Linked DNA regions of Mus musculus: region 2 is linked to region 1. The links are chromatin contacts, found by Hi-C or POLR2A ChIA-PET in ENCODE. All regions are on one chromosome and are shown on one strand. The core of a region is the stretch at or near the end of the contact, and the rest is flanking DNA. Distances in the headings are between cores, read along the strand shown.

What was found. Hi-C counts contacts between places; a loop is a spot of excess contacts on that map. ChIA-PET counts read pairs that join two places held with the same protein, here RNA polymerase II (POLR2A).
Region 2: a map of left cerebral cortex shows a loop between it and region 1 (2.1-fold over the local background). The contact joins the promoter of Arhgap33 here to the promoter of Prodh2 in region 1. A Hi-C loop is called at or near these places in 5 of 37 maps with a recorded cell type or tissue (Patski, heart, left cerebral cortex and 1 more). POLR2A ChIA-PET finds 5 or more read pairs at or near these places in 2 of 5 experiments (Patski and embryonic stem cell).

What each region holds. Positions count from the first base shown.
Region 1 is chr7:30,492,145-30,494,978 of GRCm38, reverse strand. Prodh2 (proline dehydrogenase (oxidase) 2) reads right to left here and starts at 1,321. Exons shown (of 10, transcript NM_019546.5): 1 at 1,122-1,321; 2 at 851-1,047; 3 at 629-767; 4 at 455-541. The coding sequence starts at 1,295.
Region 2 is chr7:30,533,693-30,536,431 of GRCm38, reverse strand. It overlaps Arhgap33 (Rho GTPase activating protein 33), which reads left to right and starts at 1,372. Exons shown (of 22, transcript NM_178252.3): 1 at 1,372-1,506; 2 at 2,220-2,329. The coding sequence starts at 2,252.

The DNA of each region.
Region 1 (2,834 bases), core at 72-2,571:
TGTGTGTTATGTTATAGATGTTCTGCCTGCATGCTTGTATGCACACTACAGGTGTGCCTGGCACCTATGGAGGTCAGGAGAGACGGCTGCATTTTCTGGAACTGGAGTTGTAGATTGCTATGAATCACCATGCGGGTGCTGAAAACCAAACCTTGGTCCTCTGCAAGAGGGCTCTTGACTGCTGAGCCATCTCTCCAGCCAGTGCTTTTGAGGCAAGTCTCACTCTACAGCCCAGGCTTCAGCTTCCCACGTGCTGAGATTACAGGCATGCACGACCATGCTCAGCAACTGACCAACAGGTCTTATTCGTGTCCTGCCCTCTGTGGAGAAAGCGCTGTTGGTCTGATCCCTTCTCTGGATAGCTCTTCACCCCCACACTTCCCTTAGAACTCCAAGAGTCCCATGTTTATCCAGGCCAACCATATCCTCAGTGAGGAGCACCTGCATTCCTTACCCGACCCGAGTCCATGGCTTCTGCCAGCCTCTCAGGGCTCAGCTCCGAGGAGCCTCTGGGTCTTTGGATCCAAGCCGACAGCTCTTTCTGAAATGGGTTGGTGGCTGGCATGGTGAGGGTGTCCTGGTGGGCAGCCACCCCCACATCGCCACCCCCATCTCACTTGTCACTTACACAAAGCCGAGTGCTGGCTAGCGCGGTCACCTTCAGCTGCATGAGGCTGTTCCTGGCTGGGCCGTGGGCGTCCACGAGGGCTCGGGATAAGTCCACACAGCGCAGCATGGCGCTAAGGTTCTCCTCATACCAGACCTCACTGCCCGGCCAGTGGAGGTCAGCTTCCAGAGCCCCCTTCCTGCCCACTCCATCCTCCCTTCTACCCTTCCTCTCTCTACTCACCTGGTCTTGGCAGTGGAGTCTGGTTCCTCCTCGGTGGGTACTGCCAACAGGGGCTGGAGTCCCAGGGCCTGCAGCTGCCCGACACAGTTCCTCACTTCCTCTGCTGTCTCCCCGGCCACAAACTGCCCGTAGATGGATGCTCGAAGAAGTGCGCCTGAGAGCCGGGATCCCAGGAGTCGCTGAGACCAGGCCTGAAACTGGGTGACAGGGAACACATGCTCAGAGCCAGGTCTGGGAGACTTCCAGGCCAGACCTTGTGCCTACTGCTCACCGCTAGTCCATGAGTGACCAAAGGGGGCCAGGCGCATAGGCGAAGCACTAGCAAAGCCCGTGCCAGTTCTGCGGTTCCCTTGACATGGAAGGCCCCACCATCAAAGCGCAGGGGCTGCCAGCCACCTGTAGAGGGCTTGGAGGGGCCATACAGCGGCAGACGCGTCCAGATCATTGCAAGTGCCTGGTTACCACCACACTAGGGGAAGGGGCCAGGCAGATAGCAGCTGTACCAAATGCCCCTTGCCCAGCTGGGGGGCAGTTACTGATTAACTGGGCAAATCTTTAGGATAGCAGTCTCTTGGGGTGGTGGTGGAGGGTTAATAATTAATGGTTAGGGACAGAGGTCAGAATAACAGGACATGTACGCCCCCAGTGACAGCCCCCAATAACCTTTCAGCCTGACAGTACGACAGATCTCAGCTGTCCAGCTTGCATTGCTGAATAAGCAGTTGGGCCCGAGAGCAGGGAACTCCAGGTTCAAGGCAGCCGGGATTTGCAATCTTAGCTAAGTAACATCCTCTCTCTTGTTGCGATGATTTTTATCCTTCAGGGAGGAGCACTGCACAGTTCTTGTGTACACTTAAACTGCACACAGACCACAGCCCTGCTGTCCATCCTAAACATGTAGTTTGCAGAACTTGAACATGGGCATCAGGAAAAAAACAACCCAAATGTCCACCAAACGGGACTGGGTGAGGCATTGAGGTGGGTGCAGAGGGACCCAGGCAATGGGTACTCTTCAGCAATGAAAAAGTGAGCTGTCATGTGACACCAAGTCTTTTATTTATTTTTTTAAACAAATAAAAGATTGTTTGTTTTTATTTTATATGTATGCGTGTTTTGCATAACAAACGGCTGAGTACCACATGCCTGCAGTGCCCACAATGGCCAGAAGAGGGCATTAGATCCTCTGGAACTAGAGCCGTAGAGGGTTGTGAGCTGCCAAGTGGTTGCTGGAACCCTAATTTCAGTGTTTTGCAAGAGCAGCCAGTACTTTTAACTGTGGAGCCATCGCTCCAGCCCTGGATTGTTTGTTTTAATTTTTTCTTTGATCTGCCAAGTCTGCAAGGTGTGCACTGTAAAGCCATTTCCAATGACATGCCCCCCTTAGAGGTTTTTTTTTTTTGGTTTTTTTTTTTTTGGTTTTTCGAGACAGGGTTTCTCTGTATAGCCCTAGCTGTCCTGGAACTCACTTTGTAGACCAGGCTGGCCTCGAACTCAGAAATCCACCTGCCTCCGCCTCCCGAGTGCTGGGATTAAAGGCATGCGCCAACACGCCCGGCAGAGTATTTTTTAAAAGATTTAATTTTCATTATTTTAATTACCTGTGTGTGTCTGTCTGTCTGTTTGTCTGTCTGTCAATCTGTGTACATAAATGGAGGTACCCACTGAGAGGCCTCAGATCCACCAGGAGCTGGAGTTACAGACAATCTTGAGTCAACCAGCATGGTTGCTAGGAACTGAACGTGGGTCCTCTGGAAGAGCAACCAGGGCTCAAGTCTATGGAATCTTCTTTCCATCTCCACTACAGTATTAAAACAAACAAACACGCAAACAAACAGAGTCTCATACCCAGGCTGGCTTTGAACTCCCAGCAATTCTCCTGTCTCACCACAACCTCCAAGTGCTGGCTTTACAGGCATACAACACCATGCTCAAGATGTGGTATTTATATATGCTCATCTCCCCAGAGGATGATGCAGCTTGGAGA
Region 2 (2,739 bases), core at 123-2,622, 41 kb before region 1:
CTGTGGCTGGGTAACAAACCACCCCCAAAACTTAGTAGCATCATCACTCATTACACTTATTCCCTCCCCCCACCCAGCACTTTCCATATTTCGCCATCCCAACTAGCTTTTCTCTCGGATGATACATATTTATATTTATTTTGTTCATTATCTTCCCCCATCAGCCTTTGATTTGGAGGTTTTAAATTTTTTTATTTAATGCATACAGGTATTTTGCCTGTGTATATGTTGGGGGTTCCATGTGTGCCTAGTGCCCACAGAGAGCATCTTCTGGACATCTTGGAGCTGTAGCTGGTGAACAGTCATGTGGGTGCTTGGAACAGGGAGTAGAAATCTGAGGACTCTGGAAGAGTAGTCAGTGCTAACTGCTGAGCCATCTCTCCAGTCCCTAATTTGGTTTGTTTGAGACAGATTTTCACTATGCAGCTCAAGCTGGCCTCAAATTCATGATTCTCCTGCACCCACTTTTCCAGTGCTGAGATTACAAACCGAAATCACCTAGTTCATACTAGCCTTTGAGCTTCCATATGGGTAAGGCTGTATTTTTTTTTTTTTTGATTATTGGTATATCCCCGAATTAAATAATCAAAGTCTTTAAAAGCCTGGACCGGGAGCGTGCTACCGAAACGAGAGGCCTGCTCAGGTCCAGATCAGTGAAAGCATCCTTCCGGAAAGGGTGTGGCTGCAATGCTTTCTAGGCACTTCTCTATCGTTTAAAAAAAGAAAAAAGACTGCACCTGGCTTTCTGAGAGGCATGAATGTCATAGCATTCCATACAGAAGCTTTTCCTAGAAAAAGATGTCAAAGGCTAGCCTCAAATAAGCGAATATAGGGAAACAAGGAAAGATGTCCAGTGAATAGGGGGAGGCCAAGTCGCACAGAGCCTAGGGTGGGGACACAGCGGGGTGTGCGAGATCAAAAAGCTTGTGGGCGGGGTCAGGATCAGGACTGACAGCGTGGGGACTGGAGGACCCGCATTTCGAAAAGGCTGCTTGTGGGGGATAGTCGTAGGCGAACCCAATGAAGCACGTCCGAGGAGCGACCGCGGGAGGAAAGGGCAGGCTGCTTAAGGAGAGAAGTGGCGGCAGCGGAGCATAAAGAATACAGGGTTTTATCTCAGGAGGGCCCTGACAGCCAATGCCAACCATCCATGGGCGTGGCGCTGTCAAACTTCGGGGGGTGGGACTGGAGAGACGGGGCGGGGATGGGGGCGGGAAGTAGAGCAGCACTCAAAGCCAATAAGCAGCCGCCTTGTGGGCGGGGCGTAGCCCTCAGGCCAAAACTGGAGCCAATGAGAAGGGCCTCCGCGTGCCCGCTGGCCCGCCCCTCATGGGGCGCGCGCCAGAGACCCCCCCGGCAGCCGTTAGGGGAGGAGCCTGCGACCGCCCGCGCGCGCCTCACGCCCTCCCCTTTGTGTCACCATGGCGGCGGAGGCGGCGGTGGCGAGGACTGCGAACGAGGGCTCGAAAGCCGCCGGGGTCTGAGGAGGCTACCGCGACCATGGTGGTGAGGGGCCCTCGGGGCCATCAGTCTGTGTGTCCGCGTGCCAGTCTGTCCGCGCGGCCCCGCCCTGCGCGCCCCGCCCCCGGCCCCGCCCGAGCCCGCGGCCTGCGCGCCGCCCCTCACCCTTCCTCGCGGTCCCCTACGGTCTCCACCTCGGTGCGGTCCTGGGTCGCGGCCCGGGCCTCGACCCCGCCCCCTCAGCGCACATTTCCTCCCTCCCCCTTCTGGGCCCTGAAAAAGGGGTGACAGTGGCGGAGGATCCGGACTTGAGAAAAGGGGGCTGGTTCAGGGAAGGACCCGCGCGCCCCATGAGGGCTTCCCCCCTGCAGGCGTCTGCCGAGGCTCCCTGGAAACCAGCCCCCACTCCAGCGCCCTCCTCAGCATCCTCATCCCCAGTCACCCTCCCGACCACCACCTCCTGCTCCCAACAGCCCCTTTCTCATTCCTGAGCCCCACCCCCATCTCACTCCATCCCCTGCCTGACCCTTTTCTTCTTCATTTTCATCCCACGCCACGCGCTCTCAATCCCTCCACCGACATCGATCTGAACCTTTATCGAAGTCTCTCCCGCCGCTTCCCGATCCTTACTCGAGGCCAACATCGCGCCTCCCGCCTCCGTTCCACTTGAGCCTTGGGGCTTCTCCATCTCCTTGTCTTCATCTCCCCTCCTCCATACTGCTCCCGCTCATTCATCCATTCATTCCCTCACTCCACAGACATTCACTGAGACCTCCTCTGTGCAGGCCCCATGCTCCAGGCACAGAAACAGTCAGATCCCATCCTGCCTTGGGGAGCTTCATGGGCTGGCAGGGGACAGACTCTGAGGGTGAGACCCAGGGATGAACTTGGGGTTGCAGGGACACGGAGGAGGGAAAAAGCCCAGTCTAGCAAATCCCCGAATCCCCATCTGGCAGCTGGTTATTTTATTCATCAGAGTTGCCCAGTCTATGCCGTGCAACTGGATTGGCACTGCGTGTCAGGGACCCAGAGAAGAATCATACATACAGTACTAACTCTGTGCTGATCTCTGTTGGGCATTGGCGGGGGTGGGGGTGAGGGTGTCAGCCTGGGGCCCTATTTCCAAAGGGAGAGATGAGTTCCTTGCAGGAAGCATCTCAGAGTGAGATGGATAAGCTCAGGTATAGTTGTGTAGTATGGGATGGAGAAAGCCCACAGGATGGGATGGAGACAATTGTCTGAAACAGCCTTAGATGGACAGAGAGGGCTTTCTGAAGG